Regions from separate parts of the Homo sapiens genome. Here region 1 is linked to region 2. Evidence: read pairs that join two places in POLR2A ChIA-PET (ENCODE). Cell type or tissue: GM12878. All regions are shown on one strand. Each heading gives the region's core, and the rest is flanking DNA. Links, peaks and the distances in the headings are about the cores only.

Evidence for each region. ChIA-PET counts read pairs that join two places held together with the same protein. Peaks named below come from ENCODE experiments on the same cell type or tissue, not always from the same donor. Only the 100,000 strongest peaks of a DNase experiment are listed, where the experiment ranks them.
Region 1: POLR2A ChIA-PET joins it to region 2 with 14 read pairs; 2 of 35 experiments call an interaction of 5 or more read pairs at or near these places.

Annotation. Positions count from the first base shown.
Region 1 is chr11:110,071,667-110,084,436 of GRCh38, reverse strand. No RefSeq gene overlaps it. Among named protein-coding and RNA genes, the nearest start is that of ZC3H12C, 15 kb to the left of the region's middle. RefSeq lists enhancers at 6,192-6,241, 6,542-6,711, 7,800-8,094. In GM12878, for the core only: no CTCF peak of the experiment used is centred there; a DNase peak (open chromatin) is centred at 6,396; H3K27ac peaks cover 1,459 bases.
Region 2 is chr11:109,965,338-109,978,107 of GRCh38, reverse strand. It overlaps LOC105369484 (a long non-coding RNA gene), which reads right to left. Exons shown (of 3, transcript XR_948004.2): 2 at 5,703-5,782; 3 at 5,113-5,600. Among named protein-coding and RNA genes, the nearest start is that of ZC3H12C, 120 kb to the left of the region's middle. In GM12878, for the core only: no CTCF peak of the experiment used is centred there; DNase peaks (open chromatin) are centred at 5,497, 5,847, 6,812 and 7,277; H3K4me3 peaks cover 790 bases; H3K27ac peaks cover 3,048 bases.

The DNA of each region.
Region 1 (12,770 bases), core at 2,915-10,914, 110 kb before region 2:
CTGCATTCTGGTCACTACCCATCTCCTGAACTCAGTTTTTTTTAATCACATATATTAGGTGATTGTAAGTGCCTATATACACACACATATATATATATATATACACACACACACACATATATATACACATACATATATATACACATATATACATATATATACACACATATATATATATACATACACATATATATTTGCTGAGAAGGGGGCCAGATAGGATGCTTATGGCTTCAACCTTCACTTAACACAGGCTGAAAACTGTAGACTTATGATACTATCAAGATTTTGATGGCTGGGGAGCAGATCAGGATCAGAATATAAGTATGGTAGATTCTGTCTTGTTAATAAATAAATAATTTTATAGGAGAGGCAGAGTAGTGGTATGGTATATGAATGGAAATTTGTTTGCCAAAGGTGAAAATGTAGGAAAGTTTATTTGAATAAGGTAAAAAGAGAACAGACATGGCATCACTATTGGGATATATCACAGGAAATGCAGACAGATGGTAAATATACAGGTGAGACTTTCTGCAGAGAGATCTCTAAATGGGCACAGTGAGAAACAGCAATGAGTGAAGTCTTTAGATATCTAGGAATCTGTTGTACATTGTAATCAGCCAGAAGCAGAATATCTCATAAAGTCATGACTTACACTGTGGATTCTGTTTTCCTTTGGCTTCTGTGATACCACTTCTTTCCTGGATCCTCCCCTTGCTATCCTGATCAGTCTCTTTGGGGTTTTTCTTTGTATGTTGAGGCCTACAATGAATTTCTCTTGATCTGTTATCTTTTGGCTCCACCCACATGCCCTGGCTTTTCTCACACATTCCTGTGTTTTTAGCTACTACCTATGTTCTGATGATTGTCAAATCTATCACTGTAGTCCATTGTACCTGGCACGGAGTAAGTGTACAATAAAACCATCACTTGATTATTCAAAATTAATAAATGGGCTTTGTTGAGCTTCTACTGTGTGTCAGCTATTGTTGTAGGTGTTGGAAAAGTTTCCTGCTCCAATACAGTTTATATTATATACCCAACATACAATTAAAGACACAAAATGTACACATAAACAAATGAACAAAATAATTTCACGTAATAGTAAGTGCTCAGAAGAAATAAACTAGAGTGGAGTACTGACAGGTCTGGAGCTGGCATGTGGGTGGTAATCAGAGGAGGCATCTTTCAAATGCCATTTGAGCTGAAATGATGTTCAGGAGCCAGCCTTGCAAAGCAATTTGCAGGTGGAGCATATAGCAAGTGAAGGAGCCTCCAGACAGTATAAGCAGTGTATTGGAACTTGGTGAGGGAGGGGAGTGTGACCTCAGTAGAGGTGGCCCCTTCAGGTGAGTCCTGGGCTCAGCAGTTTGCCTCAGGAACCCACATCTTCCCATTGTCTTACCCCCAGCCAGCCTCACTTATTTTCCTTACTTGCCTGGTGCTTGTAAACATTTACGTTCATGTCCCTTTCCTGCTCTTGATAAATGGCACTGGCAGTTATCAAACCTCCATGTTTCACTTTACTTCCTGGCCTTCACATCAGCTGCTCTCTCTGCCTGCAACACCTTTCCCCTAATAGCTCTGCGAATGAAGATTTAACTTGGCATTTCATTCCATTCTAGAAAGCCTTCTTTGATCTCATCTATCTGGGTTACATGTCTTTCCTCTATACTCTCAGAGTACCATGTGATAACCAAGGCACAGAAAAGTTGAATAACTTGTCCCAAATCACACGACGGAGACAGGATTTGAACTCAGGCAGTCTAACCTTATTCTTAACAGCCTCATGAGGCGTGGTTGTAAGGAGAGTTACGTGGGTGATGCAGCCACGGCTTAGCACAAGCCATGACATTTAGAAAATACTCAATCAATGTTAGGTCTAATTACAGACACAAGCTCTGTTCCTGAGAAGCTTATGGTTAAATGAGGGAGCTAAAAGCCTAGTAAACAAATGAAAAAGTTGGGAGGAAACAATTTGAAATTCTAGAAAAATGTTTATTATAGTTTTTATTGTTTCTCTCATTTGTATCCCTTTCTATAAAGCACTTGCCACTAATAACAGTGATGATGAAATTCTTTGAAGAAGAAAATATTTGAAAAAGAGAAGGTCTTGTGGAAAAAAAATGATGAATTCAGTTTTAGACATGTTGACCTTGAGATACTTCTGGAATATCCAATTAGAGATGAGCCGTTGGCTGGACAAATGGCAACACAATTCACCCTGTTACTTAAGCATCATCCTTGATTCGTCCTTTCCCTCACTTCCACATCTAATTCAGCAACCGGGCCTTGTTGGTTCTGCTTTCAAAATATATCTGTAATCTGTCCTCTTCCCTTCTCTACCACAACCCTGATCCAGACCAACAGTATCTCCCTGTGCCTCGCTTTCTCCATCTGTAAAATGGGGATAGTGTTTACTTTATGGGATTGTCATGAGCCTTCAATAAAATAATTTATGTAAAACACTCAGCATATTATCTAGAACATAGAGGAAGGAGGCACCAAAAAATAGAGGACCAAGACTGTGTGGAGCCAAGGAATCAAAGGAGCAAGTATTTCTAAAAGAAAAACTGTTTATCAGAAGTTAAGAAGATTGGGAACTTCCAAACATGTAATATCTTGTTCTGTTAGGACATGTTTTCCTAAGAGTGGTGAAATAGAAAGTTGAACAAGGTTATTCTACGCAATCAGTTAATCAGAATAATGTATACAATTATCTCCAGAAAGATTGAGTCAACTGGAGTCTCTTGATTAGAAGCAACAAGAGTCAGCTAGAATCTGGTTGACTCAGATCACCTCTGTTGAGTCAAAAGTTTTTGTGCCAGGCCATCCTACAGGCTGCTGACCAATCTGTGGATTGGCTTTTTTTTGGGGTCAGTTACCCAATCCTGTTCAATCCGTGGAGACCAGAGAGGGGTAAAACAAAACCACCATGGTCGGCTAAGGCTGCTCTTGGGGCTCCAGATGGAACAGTTTCCCTTAGAAATGGCTCTTGGCTCTGGATGTGGCAGGCGTAGTTATGTTGAGGAAAAAAATGAGGTTTGAAGTCTAATGCCTGGTTTTGAGTCCCAACTATGCAGTTCCAGTTGGGACGAGCTGTGTACTGTGAATAAGTTAGTGTATTTCGCTACTGCTTGGCTTCTCCTTTAATAAGTAGATATGTTCTAAATGCAGCCGGGTGCGGTGGCTCCCAGCAGTTCGGTAGGACAAGGTGGGCAGATCACCTGAGGTTGAGAGTTCAATACCAGCCTGGCCAACATGGTGAAACTCCCATCTCTACTAAAAATACAAAAATTAGCAGGGTGTGGTGGCAGGCGCCTGTAATCCCAGCTACTTGGGAGGCTGAGGTAGGAAAATTGCTTGAACCTGGGAGGTGGAGGTTGCAGTGAGCTGAGATTATGCCACTGCACTCCTAGCCTGGGTGACAGAGCGAGAAAAAAGATCCATCTCTAAAAAAAAGATATGTTCAAAATGTCATAGATGTTTGCTTTGGAAAGCACTTTATAAAACACAACCACCCTGAATCATCCACGTCCTGAATAACCTTTTAACTTACTAAGACAAACATTTTTAAATGGAATTATTAAGTTAATTTTTAAAAACCCTTTGTTAAGATACTTTGCTAAAGTGGCACTACTCTCTGGGAATAGGATGGATATAATTTTCTCAGATGGTTTTCTGTTCTTTCAGAATTACAGGAGGAAGAAATTCCTTAATGCTAGTGAGAGATAATATTTGGCCAACTCAAGCCAGAACGGTCTACACATGCACAAGTCACTGCTATGATTTTAGTTCCTAAGAATTAGGTTGAAATGCAGTAGACTAGCCAAGACTCTCCTTTTTTAAGAAATTAATTATTTTTATTGGCAATCATTATATATACTTATGGTGTACAATGTGATATTTTGATATTTGTATATATTGTGGCATGACTATATCAAACTAATTAGCATATGCATTATCTCACCTTATTTTTTTGTGGTGAGACATTTAAAATCTACTCTCTTAGCAATTTTCAAGTACTGTGTACAATACATTGTTAAGGATCTTCTTTAAAGAAGCAAAATTGTATTAAGGAACTCTGACAAGAAAGTGGAAAGAGAATTAATAAAATGAGAGCAAGTTCAATGGGGCCAGAAGGTTGACCTAGGAGTCTTTCCTTCTATTCTTTTTTTTTTTTTTTTGAGACAGTCTTGCTCTGTTGCCTAGGCTGGAGTGCAGTGGCGCGATCTCGGCTCACTGCAACCTCCACCTCCCAAGTTCAAGAGATTCTCCCCCCTCAGCCTCCCAAGCAGCTGGGATTACAGGTGTGTGTCACCACACCCAGCTAATTTTTGTATTTTTGGTAGAGACGGGATTTCACCATGTTGACCATGCTGGTCTTGAACTCCTGACCTCAGGTGATCTGCCCATCTCAGCCACCCAGGGTGCTGGGATTACAGGCGTGAGCCACTGCCCCTAGCCCGACCTAGGATTTCCAAGATGTTCTCAGTGGTTGGGAATTTCTCCCAAAGCCACGCCCCCTTAGTAGGCCAGTCAGCTGAGGAGAGAGAACAGGCTGGAAGCCAAAGTATGGTATGAGGACTGCAGAGGTAAGAGAAAACAGTTAAATGCTGATGCACATTGCATGTTAATACACAGTCATTGCCTCCTGGAAACTATATTCTGGGATTTAAAGTGAGAATACCCCAAACTCACAGCACATGTTTTTGCAATCTCAAGGCTGACAATTGCCTTGCCATTGCAAAACTTGTGTTTCTGTGTCCTTTTCTCTCTTAACTAATTAGCCTGTGCATTACCTTGGCTTGCTTGAGAAACTACCTCATTCCCCAAGCTATAATATATAGCTGGAGTAAATATTTTTAAAAATAAATATTGAAAACTTTGTTCATTTTTTATTTTAAAAGAAGTCCAATGTTTTCTAAAGTAAAAACAATGAAATAATCAGGATTCTGGTCTCATGTGATAGAATTTATTAAAGAATATTGGTATGCCTGACAGTCTCTAGAAGTGCTGGAGAACTGAGCTTGGAGGCTGTGGAGCCTGGCACTATGACCAACATTATGCAACAGAAGTATTCCAGGAAGATATCAATGCCTCTGCCAATAGGCACTGACACCACAGCTTGTCTTACCTCCAGCCTGATGCTGGCACTGGAGGTGGCCACTAGAATTGTTATGCTTGCTGCTTCTGCAAAATGAATATAGCTTCTGTCCCTGCTATTACCCTTGCCAGAATGGACTCCTTGAGGTTCCTCCTTCTTTGGTCATGAGCTCTGGGTTCAAAATGTGAGGGGAATGCATCCAATCAGATGACTCAAAGCCACATGCCATCATCCTAGCTGCAAGAGAGGCCAGGCAAGCTAGTACTTAGAATGTTCAGCTTCTAGAGTGGGAGGTGGGCTCTGCCTCATGAGGTTTCTCATGCATAGTGAAGGGGCTTAGATGCTGGGGAGCCAAAAACATTAAAAATATATACAAGGTTTGTCTTCTGTTAATAAGCGCTTGATTTAGTTAATACAAGATACTTTGACACACAGCCTCTAATATTTCAGACATTTCCTTTATGGCTCTCAATTTTTGTTGGTAATTCCTGCAAGGTCCCCAAGAAAGTGATTCACAAGAGCCTTTTACCTGAATAATTTTTCTCAGGAATATTATGTAAATAGTATTTTTACTTCAAAATCTTAACATTTACCAGCATTAAAAATCAAGATATGTTTTTGTTGCACAAATATAATTGTTAATATATTGAATAATTAGCTATAAAAATAATGAATCAATTGGACACTTTTATATTTAAGATATGCCAAAATTACATAGCATTAAGACATGTATTGTCATGATAATATATTAAACAAGGAAGGAGTATCACAATAAATATTTTATTTATTCTTATATATTTTTTAGATTTCTGTCTGGACCTCTGACAATATACAGATGTAGTAAAGAAGATTCAATCTCTTTTTGTTGCTGGTGGACTATTTTTGTAGTCCAATATCTAAGACTAATAAGAAACTCTCTTATCAAAGCTACCTAATAGTCATTTCACAATTGATTAGCAATGCTAGTCGTGATGCAGATACATGCCACATGTAAAAATTTCTAATATCTATGGCCACTGTTTATTCTCTTCCAACTCCTAGTGTAATTAATTTAGAAGTTAGGAAATTTATAAGCCAGATGGGAATTAGACTATGCTCAAAAGCCCAGGAGACTTTTGTCTGTATGTTTTTGGTTGTTCCATAGTGAGACCATATTTTCCCCAGTGATGTTAATGAAGGGATGAGTGGCCTTTCGTTGGTGCTTACTCAGTCTTTGTCTTTCCTGTGAGTCATTATTGTTTTCTAGCTAGATACTGTGGCCAGCCCCGCTTTCAATATGTCATTTTCATTCATTTGGAAACTAAAGAGCTGTGCTTTGCACCACGTCCTTGATGTCAGCAAAGCCAGCTCTGTCGGACTAAAATGCAGAGACATGTTTGCAGCTAGTGCAAAGAGTTGCAGGCTGCCTATCTCAGGGAAACAGCTGCGTGGAGCATGTGAAAAGCGCTATTTAGAAGGGTTTGAGGGCTTGTATGCCTAGAGCAACTAGCACCTCAAGCCTGGCCTTGGTAAGAAAGCTGGCCTTCATCTTTGTGACTGGGAGTTACAGAATGTACCATGTAGGGGAGATATGAACTCCCTGTAAAATAGTGACATGACATATATCCCTAAGTGTCCCATGGGATGGTCATCTTATAAGGGATAAATGAGTTAATACATGTAAAACAGAAAGATTCTTGGTTATTAAAATGATCTAAGCTTTTCACATATGTTATCTCATGCAATCTTTATAACCACTCTATTCAGATAAGGAAACTAGGTCTAGAGATGTGACGTAAATTTCCCAAGGTCACACAGCTAGTCAGTGGCTGAGTTAAAATTCAAACTGAGTTCTTCCAGACAATCAGAGCCCTTAACCTTTACCAATGAACTCAAATTCAACACCTGGAATTATATTCTGTTAGTGATACCAGGGGCAAAGTACTGTAGTTGACATGGAAAGAAAAAAAAGTATGAATTAAAGAGAACTGTCCTGAGCATGCCCTAGTGTGATGCTCAGATAAAGGAAGGAGCCCCTGCTATACAGTTTGGAAGTTCCAGAAAGGAGACAGCTGAGCTATGTCCAGAAGCCATTTGAAAGTCTGATGAGGGATTCTGTTGACTTTTGCATTCTTCAGTGTATTTATACCCTTCCCCAAATTACTTCACTATATAAATAAACCTACAGGTGTGGGAAAATTGAGTGTGTGATAATTAAGATTGGAGACAAAGAATTAAAAAAGTCAAGATATGAAAACCCTTCAGTTTGTGATAATGATCATGGCACCTCAGTAGATGTCTAATAAATTGATGAAAACTTAGAGATTATCTCAGAATGTTTTGTATGTAAAGCACGGATTACATCAAACAGAATTAAAGCCTTTTAGATCATAATAAAAATAATTTATGGATGAATAATTTTAACGGGTGATTTGAAAAAACCTGGATCCTTCTAAGAAGAGACATGTGGTTGCATAAGACAGGAAGATTTACTGCAGTCAATTCTCAGAGGCCTCAGAGCTCTAGTTAGCATGGCCCCAGGCATTTTATGGTTTTTACAATCTATTTGCTTTTAACTATATCAGCTTCTAAGGGCTGGATATCCTTCCGGGAGTAATGCTGTAAGGAAGTTAGCGTTGTCCAAGACCCTAAGGCACTGCTGTTCAGAATCTGTCCTTAATAGTAACAGAAGTGTGTGATATAGTTTGAATATGCGTCCCCACCAAATCTCCTGTTAAAATGTAATCCCTAGCGTTGGAGGTGGGGCCTGGAGGGAGGTGTTTGAGTCATGTGGGTGGATCCCTGATGACTTGGTGCTGTCCTCTCAGTAGTGCATGAGTTCTTGAGCGATCTGGTCCTTTAAAAGTGTTTTGCACCTCCCCCCACTTTCTCTCTTGCTCCTGTCTTTGCCTTTGACATGCCTCCTCCCGCTGCACCTTTATCTTGAGTAAAAGTTCCCTTAGGCCTCCCCAGAAGCTGAGCAGATGCATCCTTCCTCTACATCCTGCAGAAGCCTGAGCCAATTAAACCTGTTTTCTTTATAAATCACCTAGTCTGAGGTGATTTCTTTATAGCAATGCAAGAACAAGTTAGCACAGGATGTCTCTGGACAAGGGGCGCCTCTGGGCAACAGGTTGATCACTTAGTGGGTAAGTGGGTAAAGGGTACACTTCGAAAAGTCTATGGTCTCCTAATTCCAGCAGGATTTCCTTTCTTGGACTCCAAAAATTGGTTAGTTGCTTCTCTGAAGTTTTCTCACAGCATTTTGCATGGTATCCCACTGTGACTCCCAGCAGGACTTTATGGTATAAGCTGGTAATGAAACCACCTTTGTAAAAATCATAACTGAGGAAATTATGACAGTGTAAGAGATCAGACTTAACCGACTCCATCTTGCTTCTGACCTCTAAGCTGTCCTTGTTCATTCCTGGGCGTAGGCCAAACTAGCCTTGGAAAGGAATTTATAGTTTAAACTCTGAAACAAAATTGATAATAGCCCTTTCCCGAAAAACCCCTTCTTGCCTGGGGACCAGTCTGCCTTTGTAAGACTAACAAATTAGCCACAAAATTAGAAATTATGCCATGCCATACAGCCTCTGGCTGCAAGAGTCTGAACTTCCCCAAATTGCTCCTGGGAATAACATCGCTGTTGTAAAACCTAAGATCAGTGCTTGAGATATTTTGCAGACCCTGCATTCTTATGCAGCAGATGATGACACCACCCAGACCTACAAATAATCTGGCTCAACCAGTTCTGCAATCCCACCCAGGAGCAGAAGTCAGCAAGAAAGAACTCACTTCGACCCCCTATAATTTCATCTTCAACCCAGCCAATCAGCACTCCTCACTATCCGAGCCCATACTCGCCAAATTATTTTTAAAAACTCTGATCCCTGAGTGCTCGGGGAGACTGATTTGAGTAATAATAAAATTTGGTCTCTTGCACAGCTGGTTCTGTGTAATCACTCTTTCAACATTACAGTTCCCCTGTCTTGATAAATCGGCTCTGTCTAGGCAACGGGCCAGGTGGACCCATTAGGCGGTTACAGTAGCTATGGTTTGGATCTGTGTCCCCACCCCAATATCATGTTCAATTGTAATCCTCGCTGTTGGAGGTGGGGCCTGGTGGGAGGTGATTGGATCACGGGGGTGGTTCCTCATGAATAGTTTAGCACCGTTCCCTTGGCGCTGTTCTCATGATAGTGAGTGAGTTACTGTTAGATCTGGTTGTTCAAGTGTGTAGGGTGGGCGCGGTGGCTCACGCCTGTAGTCCCAGCAGTTTGGGGGCTGAGGTGAGCAGATCACAAGGTCAAGAGATCGAGACCATCCTGGCCAACATGGTGAAACCCCATCTCTACTAAAAATACAAAAATTAGTTGGGTGTTGTGGAGCGTGCCTGTAGTTCCAGCTACTCGGGAGGCTGAGGCAGGAGAATCCTTGAACCTGGGAGGTAGAGGTTGCAGTGAGCCGAGATCGCGCCACTACACTCCAGCCTGGCGACGGAACCAGACTCCATCTCAAAAAAAAAAGTGTGTAGTACCTCCCCACTCCTTCTCAGTCCTGCTCTTGCCATGTAAGATATCTGCTCCCTCCTTGCCTTTTGCCATGAGTGAAAACTCCCTGAGGCCTCCTCAGAAGGAGATGCTGCCATGCTTCCTGTACAGCCTGTGGAACTGTGGGCGAATTAAACCTCTTTTCTTTATAAATTACCCAGTCTCAGACATTTCTTTATAGAAATGCGAGAATGGACTAATAGAGCTGGTTTACTTGTTCATTTCTTTTCTGGAGGTGTGGGCTGCCAACATTCACTAAGGTATCTCCACTGCTTTGGCACCTAGCAGGCATTTGATAGATAACTGTAGAATGATGGATGTTAAGCCATATAGGAAGAGGAAGTTTTTAAAAGGCCATGGGAACAGGGTGATCTCTAATTGCAGTTAGCACAGCTGTCCCTATGAGTTGTTATTTAAAATTCCTTGCATTTGAATTGCAATGAATTATGATATACATATTTTATACCGTTATTAGGTTCAGTTCAGAACCCACATTTACTGTATGCTGGGCCCTGTGATGAATAAAACATCGTTCTTACTCTTAAGGAGCTGCCATTCTAGTGGGATAGAGCGAACCTAAATAAATAACTATAACCTAATGTCATATGACCAATGGTAAAATTGCTTCCTATGTGTCTGAATCTGTTCTAAGTACTGTGTATTCTTTATATAATTTAATTTGAACAATCCTATGGGATAGATAGTATTACTGTCTATCAGGAAAGTTTGCATATCACAAAACTGGGACCCAGAAAGATTATATACATTGTTCAAGGCCACATAGTGACTAAGTGGTACATCCAGGAGATGAACTCAGATGAATTTGACTTTGGAAAGCAAGCTAGAAACTGTTGCACTCTACCACTCCAGTACAGAAGAGGGAGGGAGTACTTTGGGGAAGGAGGAAAAGAATAGAGGAGATGCCAGCAGGCATCTAGGAGAAGGTGTCCTAAGCAGTAATTTGAATGATAAATGGGAGTATGCCAGATGGATGAGTTGGCAAAGGAAGGGTAAGAAGGAACAGCATTTGCAAAGACATAAAAAATTGAAAGACAGAGTGATCAGGGAAATGGGATAATTAAGTACTAAGTAGAGCATGCAAGGAACAGAGTGGGTGAAGAGGTAGACAAAGATCATGTCAGGGGAATTAGAACATCCTCAAAAGTCAGTAGCCTTTGGCAGAATCTGCCCCTTAGCAGGAGGTTGCAAATGAGTAGAACTTCGATTTTCATCACCTTGCTGTTCAGCTCCTTGATGGGCACGTAATGTCTGCAGGGGCCTCTGGACCAGGAGGACCAATACTGGGGACTAACTGAGCTGTACAAAGCCTGGAATTTCAACAGAAAAATCATGGGTTTGTAAAACAGCTAAACCTCACTTAAATTGCAAACTCCATGACTGTTTCTGTCTTATTCATAATCTCTGGTACATAGCATAATATTTAATACATAGTGGACTCTCAATATATTTCAATACATTTATTGCATGAATGAATCAAAGAGCAAGACTTAAAGGCTTAAGAAAAATAGAAGAAAAGCAAGAAGAGATGGAGATATGAACTTAAGAGACAGCAAGTAAGGGCTGGAGTAGCCATGTTGCCTGATAATGGTGAGGTAGAACTTTTACTGTGAATAGGGCTGGGAGAACCCAGAGAAGTCAGCAGGCTTCTGGGCTGTAATTTTGACTTACCCTTATTAAGAAACAGGAAGCACACACAATTTCTTTTAGGGTAGTGAAGACTTTCCTAGTCCTGTACTCTTTTTCTCTCTCTTTTTGTTTTAAAGAAATGTTACACTTGAAACTTTATGTAAGGAGTAGTCATTAATGAGCCCACTGATTTTTTAATAGGAAGTTAAATAGTAAATTTTCTATGACTATTTCTTGCAGATTTTGTTGATAGACATCTCATTTGACAGTTTGATTTGATTCAAGGCTATAATATAGGACCTAGAAGAAGAGAGGTATTGCATGTCATAAAAGAGAATTTCTAAATAATACCACTCTCAGGAAGGCTGATAGAAGCCGGGTAGGAGGTGGGTAATGTTGAGGTTGCCTGCACCATCCAGGGACTGATTCATCAGTGGTCTCTGTGGCTGGTTGAGATCGAACCATGCTTTGAAAATAAAAACAGTAGAGGTCAGATTGTCATCCTATTATTAATATATAAAATCTTTCAGTACATCTTGGATGATTAATTCTACCTCTACATAGAAATGGATCAGAGAATCATAAGTACAGCATCTATGAGATGTGGAAGGTGGGGTTTGGGGGACTATTCTTCCCCATCTAACTTTTCAGAATAAAAACAAATAAATAAAGAAGTAGAACCATCAAAAGCACACACATCAGTTAAGTAAGTTGTAAACAGATCTCGAGATTCTATACTCTGATGCCGCACACAAAAAATATTATTTTTCCCGTCATTAAGAAGGAAACAATGACCACAAAAAATTATGAACACTTCGGTAGAACTCTATCAATAATGACAATTATTAATAGAGCATCATGTCTTCTTAGCCAATGTCCTGCCTGCCTGCCAGAATGATGTGCCTTCATAGTATCACTTACACAGCTTTATATTACCAGACACAAATACTCCTTCTCTCCTAACTTGTACAATATTTGTTAGTTATGGTTTCCTTTCTGGTAACATATATATATATATGTATAATATATATGTATTTTATTTATATATATGTATAATATATATGTATTTTATTTATATATATGTATAATATATATGTATTTTATATATATATATATATTTGGGTTTTTTTTTTGAGACAGGATCTCACTTTGTCACCCAGGCTGGAGCTCAGTGGTGCAGTCATAGCTCTCTGCAGCCTTGAGCTCCTGGGTTCAAGTGATCCTCCCACCTTGGCCTTCCAAAGCACTAGAATTATAGGCATGAGCCACCGCACCTGGCTAGTAGTTCATATATTTGAAAATGATATCAAAGCAAACATTTTCCTTTTTTATCTAGCAAAACCATAAGTCACTGACTTTTTGAAATTCTTTATTTTTCTTCCCTTCTTTCCCATCACAACCTCTTCTATTTCAGAATTCCTGGAGAATGTGTCCCAGAGAAACAATTGTGACCTCTCTCACATTGTTGGTCACAGACTGTAGAATAC
Region 2 (12,770 bases), core at 3,262-11,261:
CAGGGGTGTGGCTCATCTGTTTGGCCGCTGTGCACTCAAACCCCTTACGGGATGGAGAGCACAGAGACAGGTAGGTGCAGGAGCTGGAGCGAGTGCTTTTGAGCTCTGGCCCCATGGTAGCATCTAGTGGTTGGTGCCTCTGACTCGCAAAGCCCCAGTGGGTGTGCTACAGTGCTCTTTTAGCTCTGCTGTCTGTGGCTTAAGTGTTAACCAGCTCAGTGACCCCTTGGTACCTGGGTTCTTGTCTGGCATCCAGGAAGAGTCAGGTCACACATGGACTTGAAGGTTGGTGAATGTGGGGGGTTTATGAGTAGTGGAGGGGGCTCTCAGTGGGATGGATGGGGAGCTGGAAAGGGGATGGAGTGGGAAGATGATCTTTCCCTGGAGTTTGGCCATCTAGCAGCCGATATCCTCTCCAACCAGCCCCAGCCAAACTCCTCTCGATGTTCAGATGCTCCATCTCCTCTTTTCTCTGCTCCACCATTCTGCTGCTCTTCTGCTCTTCTGTTCATCTGCTCATGGAGCCTGGAGTTTGGGGTTTATATGGGTACAGGATAGGGAGTGTGGTGGGCCAAAAGGCAACTTTTGGGTGCAAAAACAGGAATGCCTGTTCTCATTTAGGGCCTCGGGTTTCCAGGCTTGAAGTTGGGGCCTTTGCTGGGGAACAATCCTTTTCTACCCAGCATTTCCCTGCCTCCTGTCCATATCACTTAGAGCTAATGTTTTAGTTCATAATACTTAAAATTACAATACAAACATGAATCATATCTTGAAAATTCCAGGCAGGGTAAAAAAAAAAACCTTGATCAAAACATTTAAACTCTATCAAATGTTATTATAAGGTGGGCAGATTGCTCTCCCAAACAACAAGTGGTTATAATGAAAAGGAGACTTTCCTTCATTTGCCAATTAATTGATATTTCCATAAGTAGTTACTAGTAAAATAATTCTAATGTTTAATATAACTTAGGTTCTGTTCAGTGGTCATTTACTGAATGGTCTATAGGCCAGAAGTAGCCTACATGTGTTTTGTTTCATCTATTGCATATTAAAAACATTTGAAGCAGTATTTAATAATTGGGAGAATTAAAATAATGGAGACTTCTGCTTCCCTTTGAACATGGAGGCACTGATGACCTAAGATCCATACTCCCCACATGGAAACAATCAGCTGGAGAGGAGCGGGAGGTATTCCCTTTAGGTACGGCAGTGTTTCTCAATCCTGAGTGTGCATCAAAATCACCTGGGGGGCTTGTTAAGCCATAGTTTTCTGGGCCCCACCCTAGAATTTCTCATTCAGTAGGTCTGGGATGGGGCCCCGAAATTAGCATTTCTAACAGGCTCCCAGATGATGCTGATGCTGCTGGTCAGAGTCAGAGTCCACACCTTGAGAACCACTGAAGTGGGGACTATGCTTTTCTGTTCACAGCAGTGCCCCTACTTCTTGTTGATTACCTTAACCTGAATATCCACTGCCATTTATCAAACTCACATTATTACTTTTTGCATAATTAGAGAATATTTTTCCCTATGTATTTATCTTGAAAGTGTGAAGATAACAAAAAAAGGAAAAAATATGTTTGTGGAAGGAAAGAATATTCCAACGTGTTTGCTATGCAAACACTTGGCCCTCTTCACCCATGTGCATTTCCTATTTTAGTACATGGCTTCTGGACCCTTTGAGTTTGTGAGCTCAGTGTTATGGTACTTTTCACACAGAAGAAGACTAAACTTGGACAGTAGGGTCTTGGCTTTTAGTCATTCAGACCTGGGCTTAAGCCTCTGGATCTGTAGTTTACTAGCTCTGTGACACTGGGAAACTTCTGAATCTCATTAAGTCTCATTTCCTCATGTATAATATAGGGATCTTAGTAATAACTATTCCACTGGGTTATGGTAAAATTAAAAAATTGAATGTGATGTGTCTCGCACATAATAAATGCTCAATAACTATTATTTGTCAAGGCATTTATTGGCATTTTAATACTAATTTTAGAATAATGCAACCGTGAGCTGGAAGGAGAGGAAAGGAACTAAGCAGAAATGGAGTCAGGAAACTGGAAAAGCTGAGTTGGGAAACTGGAAAAGCCGAGTCAGGAAAGTTAAAACCCAGAATGAGTAGAGGTTTGCAAAAAGCACAAAGGACAACAAAAGTGGAGTCTCACAGTCATTTTTAGAGTTAGAAAAATAAGGAAAGAATATTGATTAAGGAAAATTAATGTTAATAGACAATAGGAAAAAAATTCGAGAAATATTGAATTGGTGTTTGAATTTTTTTCTTCTTGGTCAAAGAGAAGTATTTTCAGTCAGAAGGGAAAAATAAATATTAGTAAGAGGAATCTAAATTCTTAGATTTATCTAAGAATCACAAAGAGCTATCCAAATGAGTTCATATTAGCCATGTTTGTATAAACCAGGTCATTGGTTCCTGGAAGAAAGGGCAGGTAAGGTTGTGGAAACATAAATGACAATCGATGAGGAATTACAGAGCATGAGCATGTTCCCTTACAACCACAGAGACCCATTTTAATTCTGATTTCCAAAAGAAAGAAGAGGAAGTGTCTACTCATTCTCATGACTTTATGAATTATAAACCAATAAGCTTGATGTGTACCCCAAGTGAAATAGTAAATGAATTGATCATCAGCATTTAGGAAAGGAAAATAATGAGTATAATTGGGGTCATTGGTTCTTAAATGAAAGTTTTATCAGTATACTTATTGTCTTTTTTGATAAGATTATTAAACTAGTGGATCATGGAAATGATTCACTTATTCAGCAACCATTTATTGAATACTAGTTAGGTGCAGACACATGGTCTGTTTCATTTTTTATTGGAGAAACAGCCAATATGTTCACCTGTTAATGAACATGGGATACAATCAAACATTCCGGAAAGAATGGAACAGAGATCAAACCAAGTATACACATGCCCACACAAAAAGATGGGCTTTTTCAAAATTGGAAATACAGGAGTTGCTGGATGAGATAATAGAAAATGAGTTAATTTTAGGACTTGTGTTTAAAATGTGTTAATGATGTAGCTAGAGATGTCTATTAACTTACAGACACAGAGCTCAGAAGGCCCTAGGCTGGAGATAAGGATCTGGGAATCATTAGCTTGTATAGATTGTCAAAGTTATCACAATGCCTAAGATTTCCCAGGAGGGGCATGTTGAATGAGCGCCCCAGCCAGAACGCAGGAAGAATGAATATCTAAGAAAAGAAGAAAAAGAGCTTATAAAGAAGACAGAGAAACAAAAAGCGGGGAGGTAGGAGGAGAATCAGGAGAGAGTGATGCCACTGGCCAAGGGAGGAGAGCCATTCCTGTGAAATGCTGATGGCCAGCTGCATTTGGAAGCCTTGCTTCGGTTGTGACACCAATCTGCACTGATGTGGGAGTTTTCTCCAGCAGCTCATGCTGAGCTAGCAGGGTGTAGGAGAGGAAAAGGGAGATAGACTGAATGGTCTATATTAGGAGGTTTGCAGAAATAGTAAAGTGGAAGAACAAGGAAAATAGTAAAGAAGTTATTAAAGAAGTACATTCATATGGTGCTTAAATTTAGCATAATGTGATGTTGGGTGGGCAGCCAGAATCTCAGTTGTCTTAATTAATACTCAAAAGTAGCATAATTGGGCTGTGCACAGTGGCTCACACTTGTAATCTCAGCACTTTGGGAGGCTGAGGTGGGAGGATCACTTGTGCCCAGGAGTTCAAGATTACAGTAAGCTATGACTGTGCCATTGCACCCCAGGGTGGATAACAGAGCAAGACTCCATCTCTTAAAAAAAAAAAAAAAAAAAAGGAGCGTAGTTGAAACAAATAGTCAAATCTAGCAGACGAAAAAATCTAATGGAGATGCATATACATTCTACACTTTGCCAGGGAATTGTCAGAGTGCTGAATGAAGCAGAGACGAGGACAAATTCCTGTGGAATAAAGCTAGACACTTACTCCACCTTCTTCTTTTCTCTTTCTCCTAAAGTGACAATGAATCTTTAATTAATATTTTCTCTTTTAAGAATGGATTTTAAAAAGACAATGAGTTGAACCAACGTTTTTCCATCTGGACATAAGATAACCACGTGGAGGTCAATTGACATTCAGATTTTGTAGCTGACTTTCAACTCACTGATAATATTACATTGCTAATAATATAGGTAACATTTTATGTGTTAAGTAGTTTTACATGTGTTTATGTGTATAGTAGATCTATGAATCTCAGTCCATAGACTGCATTGATCTAGAAAAATAACATTTCCTCTAACTCAATTTGATGTTTTATCTTTGTACTAGCAGGCTAAGGGTAACACTCTCCGATTATTATTGGTTTCTCTCTTCTTCCCGGGGGTTGAGACAAAGACCCTGTTGGGATTTACTTAGTGCCTTTAGCAGTACATTGAGGGAGGGTGAGCCTTCTGGTCCCTGAGCCATCTGTTCCCATTGAGTTACCCTGAGAGAGTATTTGGCTTGCAGCATGGCCTTTTAGAACTGGAGGCTCACAGAGATATTTTGCTGCATAGCTTGAGGGCCAGAAATCTTGTTTGGTTTTTGTTTGTTTGTTTGTTTGTTTGTTTTTGAGCCGGAGTCTTGCTCTGTCGCCCAGGCAGGAGTGCAGCGTCGCGATCTCGGCTCACTGCAAGCTTCGCCTCCCAGGTTCACACCAGAAATCTTTAAGAGGCAATGAACTGGTGTGCCTAGACCCTGCACGAAGCCATCTCCTCTTTGGGGTATTGCTACCTCCTGCTTTGGGGTATTGCTACCTACTGCCCAGAAAGAAGGGAACCTGGCTCTTGAACCCCTCATTCTGTCTGTTCTCATCATTATCTGCTCTTCACTCTCCATGCCTCAGACCTCAGAGAATCCTATTCTAGGTGGTGGGTGGAGGAAGTCAATGCTCTTTGACCTCTGTTTCTCCCACACATTTGATCTTGACATCATCCCCAAAATTCTAAGTTCCCTCTTTTAAAACACAGAGACAAAAAGTGCCAATTGGCTATTTATATCTTCTGACTAATTGCCTCCCCTCCCTGAGGCAATGAGTGCAGGATTGCCTATATACTTGGAAAAGGGGAAAGACCAGAAGAAAAATGGACTCAAATAACTCTCCCTCCACACCCACATTAAATTCTTTATTCTTGTAGCAACAAAATTAGAAAATTAGCTAGGAGCTTGGCTATTTGCTTTAAAAGCATCCTTCCAAATCTGAGATTCTGTAGTTTTATCAATGTTAGGCTAAACCAGTTGGTTTGTGCTGCTAGCAAGGATGGAAAAAACCATGGGGCAGCTTTCGAGGCAGATGACAGCAGCTAATCAGACACTGAGAGCAAGGGCCCTGGACTTCTAGTCCTTTAGTTCTGGAGTGTTCAGAAAGATTCTTAAGAAATAATAGTGACCAAAACGGAACACTTCTCTGATGCCTAACTTTGTACTTTGCCTCTGACCATTAAATGGAGGTTTTCACTTCTCTGTGTGGCCAGACCTGGCTCTTCTTCAACTCCAGTTTCTCTTCTGATTGTGGCTCGACAGCATGTCTCAGTCCTTGGTGACTTTCAGTCTCCTGCATTGGGGTCAGGACTGTGATGCATCCTGGTGGCCTCTGAAATTTTATAGAACATTATTATCAATGAACATTGGTCAATATTAATTGCGTAGAGCTCTGTGCTAAGGTTTTGCATATTGTAAAACTAAAGGGGCTTACAGTCATGTTGGAGAGATGGGGTGTGTGCATCGTCCAGTGCAGCATGTCTCAAGCACCCTCTATGCGATGGTCCCAGGAGTCTGGGGAAGGAGAGTAGCACGAAGCAGAACTATCAACTGCTGAGCCAAAAAGGCATGCACTGTGACACTTGAATTGCAGCTGCTTTAGAACCGTACCTAAAAATAGCTCCAGCTCAATCTGCAGAAATTCTGACCTTAATGGATATGCTCGAGTTCAAGAAAGATGATTTATTCTTAGATCTTTATAACCAACTGCGAAGGAAGTCTCAATCTCAGCAACATCAGTGATTACTCCTAATAATATCTATCTCCCAGACACATGCTTTGAAGATGAAATGAGACGATACAGGCAAAACAACACTGATTGCAATTCAGATATTTACTGGTATGGCTCATTATTCTTATATATTCAAGAGGTACAGTGGGTGCTTTTACATTTTAATAAGGAATACTAGATACCGAGTGAGGCCCTCCCCTCACATCCACCAAATTGATCACTGCAGTGTTTGCATCAAAATAGCAGTATCAGTATCAAAATAATCAGATTTTGAATGCCTCAGAATACCCAAAGCATCCACTTCTAAATTGCTATTTAAGATGAATGCTCTACCTTTTATATTGCATTTTTGAAACTGAGTCAATCAGAAAAGTACTTTGATGTTGTAAATACCTACACATCAGCTCATCTGCTTTTAAATTAATCAAAATATTTAGGCATCTTCACAGAAATTTCTCATATTCATAAAACAAGGCAATAGTTATTTACTTCCTGGCATGGTAATATGTTTTGGGCAATCTCTGTTTGACTTGCATAAAAGGAATAAAAGCTAGTTTCATGAAACTCCATTGTCAGAATAATGAATGTTTTAAAAATACACTATTCAAAGCCTGCTCAACTCTCTTCCTCAGGCTATGGAGAATGTTTCTCCAGTGAGTCTTAGAAGGAAGGAAACCCTTCCTTCACCCCACTTCCTGTGCCTCCTTTAGAGCTGGGCTTGTAGCCAGAGTGAACAGAGAATGGCAAAACTGTTAAAAGGTTAACCGTCAACATGGCGTTCTCAGCATCTCTCAAAGGCACTTAGGAAACTAGTTGCAAGGAGATGAGTAGCAGCCAGAGAGCACCCCAGAGAGTACACTTGTGCTTATTATTCCACATGATTACATATTCAAATTGGTTTTAATTCCTGGGCAGCCATGGGGATGTTGGGGGAGGTGGGAAATAGCTTGCTGGAAAGGGGCAAGAACGGCGGAAGGAGCAGGTCTGGCATTAAAAATGTGCTGCAGATACTTCTCTAAGGCAAATGAGCCTCACGATTACGAATTTAGGCAACAAGGAAAGAGCTGTGGATCTAAAAAACGAGGTTGAATTTCCACGTGACATATGATAATCCCTTTCAATACATTAAGAATTCTACTTTGCATCAGCGTTACAGACTTCTTTTTCTTGAATCCTTCATAAAGGGCTTTAAAAAATTCTACTGTGGCCAGGTAAGTTAACCCATACCCATGCTGCCTTATAGATTCAAAAACCCCAGGGATTATAAGTAAATGTCTGTGACATTTTAGTCAGCTGGAGTTGGTGTTAGGAAACTTTTGAGGGTTCGTGGCTACAGATATAACCTTTGGCTGTCTTCACCAACTGTGGTTTTGAGAGGATTCACAGTGGTTACGTTTGAAGGTGTGGGCAGAGGTAGGGGAATTTGAAAAACATATGCAATTGTTTATTAGCTTTGTATGTTTGTAACCTTTCAATGGCACTTTCAAATAAAAAATACTCAGCATTTGAAAAGCCATGTTTTATTGCTAGAAATAGAATAAATGGAATATAAACATAGATAGCAGTGAGTATAATCTATTTAACACACATTATAGGATTTAAAAATCCTAATCAAGTTTGCCATTTCATCCAGGAATCTGTAATAGAACCTAATTGAGATGTGTTGAGACTTGGGAGGATTAATCACAGGAGGATGGAACTGAATTAGGAGGAGGTGAGACTCGGAGAATGAAATGCAGCAGGGATTTCGAGGAGAGGGATTGGACTCAACACAGCATTATCTAGAAGGTTAACAACAGACTATGGCTGATAGACCATGTAATAGCAGGAGAACCCAACATAAGGGTGTGGGCAATGAGAGTTTTGACCAAGAAGAATTTCAGAGCAAGTGATATTCAAAGGTCTAAGTAGCTCTGTCCAATAGAAATATGTAGTTTAAAATTTTCTAGTAGCTATATTTTAAAAAGTAAAAAGAAACATATACAATAAATTCTAATAATATATTTCATTAAACTCACTATATCCAAAATATTATAACTTGTGGCACAGTGCCCAGTGGCCACAGGTGGCTATCATATTGAAAAGCACAGAAATCAATCAGTTCTTTGGCACCAGGTAAGTCTATCAGGTCAGAGGAAGACCAACATCATGACTGGATGGAAATGGGCATATTAAATGGACGTGTTAACTGGTAATTTGCAGAAGAGAAAGTATAAATGGTTAGACAGTTTATAAAATAATTTCCACCTCACTTGTAATAAAAGCTATAAAAATTAAAATATCAGCAAGATATTATTTCTCAACTGTCAAAATAGCCAAGGTTAAAAAAATGGAGTTGTTTGAAGGTATGCTAAAACTCACATGATGCTGTTAGCAGTATAAATTGGTATAACTATTGGAAAATAGTTTTATATTTCATATCAAGAGCTTGGAATTGTTTTTCTTACTTTTGGAACTCTATAACAAAAAACAATAGCAATCATTACTGAATGCTTATTACATGAAAGATGATATGTTTAGCGTTTAATTATTTTAAGTCTTTTAACCATCACAACAGCTCTGGGAAGTAGATGTTATTATCCAGTTTTAACCCTATGAAAATAAATCAAAGTATGGAAAAATTATGGATTAATATGTTATTAATAGCATTGTTATAAGAAGCAAAAAATAGAGGCAAAAAAACAGATTTAGTAAAAACCCTAATATTTCAGAATCAGGAAATAGTTAACTAAATGAAATTTTTCAATGGAATCAATGTATTTGTAAGAGTGCTTTTTAAAGAATATGAAATGACATGGGAAAATACATATCTTAGTCTGCTATTGCCACAATAAAGCCGCATAACAAACATTAAATCTGTCTGGCCGAAAACAACAAACATTTACTTATTTTGCTTATGTTTGCGGGTTAGCTGGAATGAGACTCTGCTTTTGGCTTCAGGTAAACCGGCCTTGGCTGCAGGTTGCAGGTCTGGGCTCAGGTATGTTGCTCTGTATTCATTTTGGAGCCCAGGTTGAAGGGGTATCTGCTACCAGGGGGAAGCTCTTCTCATGGGAGTCTCCTAGGGGGCAAGAGGATGAGTGCAACCACACAGCACATCCGCTTGCTTCATGTCTACCAACTTCTGATTGGCCAAAGCAAGTCACATGGCCCAGCCTAAAGTGAGGGATGGGGAAGTATCCTCTGCTTGCCTTGAGAAGATGGCAAGAATGAGTTATGTCTAATTCTCTTTTGAGGGAAAAAAAGAACAGGCACAAATAATTCAATTAACCCCAGTCTGCTTTCCATTGCCTTTCTTCACATCCCTCCCACAGGTGCTTGCGTCCATCTCAAGATCCTTCCAAATCTCATCCCCTGCTGGTGTCTTCTAGTAGGAGAAGAGTGAGATGCACATAGCGGTCATGGTTTATAGCCATTGTGAAATCCTCGTTGATCAATGTTGCCAGGTTCCCCTACCTTGGGAGAAGGGAATATTCTTACTGGCTTAGACCCCATTACTGCTCCCTGGGCATAGCTCCCCAAACCTCAGTTCATTATTTCTCTATGGTTTTTGGCTCCACTCTTTGGGAAGTCCCTTGCCAAAATCCCCCTTGGTCACTTCTAAAGTGGGCATTGGAGAATATGCCGTATTTGGTGTCTGAGTCACCCTCTCAGCCTGCACCCTCCCTGTGGAAGGTTGGGGTAGGAGGAGACTAGAGGCAGTTTTATATCTCAAAAAGTCACAATCGCTTTTAGTTCATGTTAACAGAAATTTTCTCAATATAGGTTTATTTTTTTATTCCCTATAAATGCAGGATTTCTGGGCCATGTTTATGTACTCTCAATTCTGTTGCAAGGTAGCCATGCTTTCCTTGGAACCTGTATTAGTCAGGGTTCTCTAGAGGGACAGAACTAATAGGATAGATGTGTATATGAAAGGACTTTTATAAAGAAGTATTGACTCACACAAACACAAGATGAAGTCCCACAATAGGCCATCTGCAAGCTGAGGAGCAAGGAAGCCAGTCTGAGTCCTAAAACCTCAGAAGTAGGGAAGCCAAGAGTGCAGCCTTCAGTCTGTTGCTGAAGGCTCCAGGACCCCTGGCAAATCACTGGTGTAAATCTAAGAGTCCAAAAGCTGAATAACTTGGAGTCTGATAGTTGAGGGCAGGAAGAAAGGAAGCAAAGATAGTTGAGGATGAAAGAAGCAAGGAAGAAAGATGAAGGCCGGAAGACTCAATGAGTCAAGTCCTTCCAACTTCTTCTGCCTGCTTTATTCTAGCCATGTTGGCAGCTGATTAGATGGTGCCCACCTGGATTGAGAGTGGGTCTGCCTCTCCCAGTCCACTAACTCAAATGTTAATCTCCTTTGGCAACACCCTGACAGACACACTCGGGAACGATACTTTGCATCCTTCAATCCAATCAAGTTGACATTCAGTATTAACAATCACAAGTCCACCCTTTGTCAACTTGAACCCGTACGCATCTCCTGAAATCATACATAATCTTCAAATAAAGACAATCAATAAAAGGTCATAATTATGCCTAACATAATACAACTATTCTTTGTACAAATGGAAGTGCACTAATCCTTAACCTAAGTGCTATTACATAAAGTTAACAACACTTAAATGCTGATATAAAGTCAATAAATCTTATGTCATATGATAAAGGAAAAAGAAAAGAAATAAAATGAAGATATTTCCTTAGTATAAGTGTACACATGCACAAACATGTTCTTAACAAAATAAGGGGAAATACTCATGACAATTACAGTTCTCGTTTCTGCAGCTGGTCATGTGGTTGTAGCTGGTATTGGTGACTACCTTCTACTAACCATTCTGTATTCCCTTTGCCTTCAGCAAGCACCTCAGTGGGTGGTGAATTTTTACCTGGTGGAGTGACCCAGACCTTCATTCCTGAAGGGTCTGGGTCATCTGTAGTCCTGCCTGGATTGGGTTGTTTTAGTTTCCCATTGACCTTAATCACAGGGTATGATATAAGAGACGCCCTAAGAGATCTCCTGTGTAGACTGATTTCATCTTGACAGACCAGATCAATCACCCCAGCCAACAATGTAACTCCTTACTTAGCCTGTTGACTTAGAGGTAGGAGGAGCCCAAAGTGTCCAGGTGGCAATCGTAACTTCCAGTTTAATGGGATCATTGTTGAGTCTCCTGGTGGCAGCATTCCTCCCTCTGGAACTAAGACCTCTAGACCAGCAGAACGTAATGTCACAGGAACAGGAAGCAAAAATTTTGCTGGGGGGTCACTAGGGATGATGGTGAGCGGTGCCACTTCCATTTCCATCCCTTGATTCCTGGACCCATGAATACTGGCTCTGAGGGAAACAGTACCATATATTGGATGCTGATTCAAAGCATACACAACCTTCTGGAGAACTTTGCCCCAGCCCTGCAAAGTGCTATCACCTAGTTGGTGGTGTCATTTTGACTTCAAAAGGCCATTCCACCGTCCTATCAATCCGGCTGCTTCAGGATGATGGGGAACATGGTAAGACCAGTGAATTCCATGAGCATGAGCCCATTGCTGCACTTCTTTGGTTGTAAAGTGAGTGCCTTGGTCAGAGGCAATGCTGTGTGGAATACCATGACAGTGGATAAGGCATTCCATGAGTCCACAGATGGTAGTCTTGACAGAAGCATTGTGTGCAGGATAGGCACACCCATATCTGGAGTAAGTATCTGTTCTGGTGAGAACAAACCATTGCTCTTTCCATGATGCAAGAGCTCCAATATAATCAGCCTGTCACCAAGTAGCTGGCTGATTGAGGAATGGTGCCATATCAAGAGCTCAGTGTTGGTCTCTGCTGCTGGCAAATTGGGCACTCAGCAGTGGCTGTAGCCAGGTCAGCCTTGGCGAGTGAAAGTTCATGTTGCTGAGCCCATGCATAACCTCTGTCCCTGCCACCATGGCCACTTTGTTCATGGGCCCATTCGGTGATGAGAGGGGTGGCTGGGGAAAGAGGCTGAGTGTTATCCACAGAATGAGTCATCCTATCCACTTGATTACTGAGGTCACCCTTTAGTGAACCTTCACATGAGATACAAATAGCTTCACAGTTTTTTACCACTCAGAGAAGTCCATCCATATACCTCTTCCCCAAATTTCCTTGTCACCAATTTTCCAATCATGCTTCTTCCAAGTCCCTGACCATCCAGCCAAACCATTGGCTACAGCCCATAAATCAGTATGTAATCGCACATCTGGCCATTTTTTCTTCCAAGCAAAGTGCACGGCCAGATGCACTGCTTGAAGTTCTGCTCACTGGGAAGATTTCCCTTCACCGCTGTCCTTCAGGGATGTCCTAGAAAGGGGCTGTAGTGGTGCAGCTGTCCACTTTCAGGTGGTGCCTGCATATCATGCAGAACCATCTGTGAACCAGGCCCTAGTCTTCTCTTCCTCTGTCAACTCATCATAGGGAACTCCTCATGAGGTCATTGGTGCAGGCTGAGGGAGAGAAGGCAGGGTGACAGAAGTGGAGATCATGGGCATTTGAGCCACTTTCTCATGTAACTTACTTGTGCCCTCAGGAACAGCCTGAGCTCCATCACATACATACCACTTCCATTTAATGATGGAATGCTGCTCTGCATGACCCACTTTATGGCTAGATGGGTCAGAAAGCAACCAGTTCATGATAGGCAGTTCAGGTTGCATGGTGACTTGATGACCCGTAGTCAAACATTCAGTTTCCACCAAAGCCTGGTAACAGGCCAAGAGCTGTCTCTCAAAAGAAGAGTAGTTATCTGTGGAAGATGGCAGGGC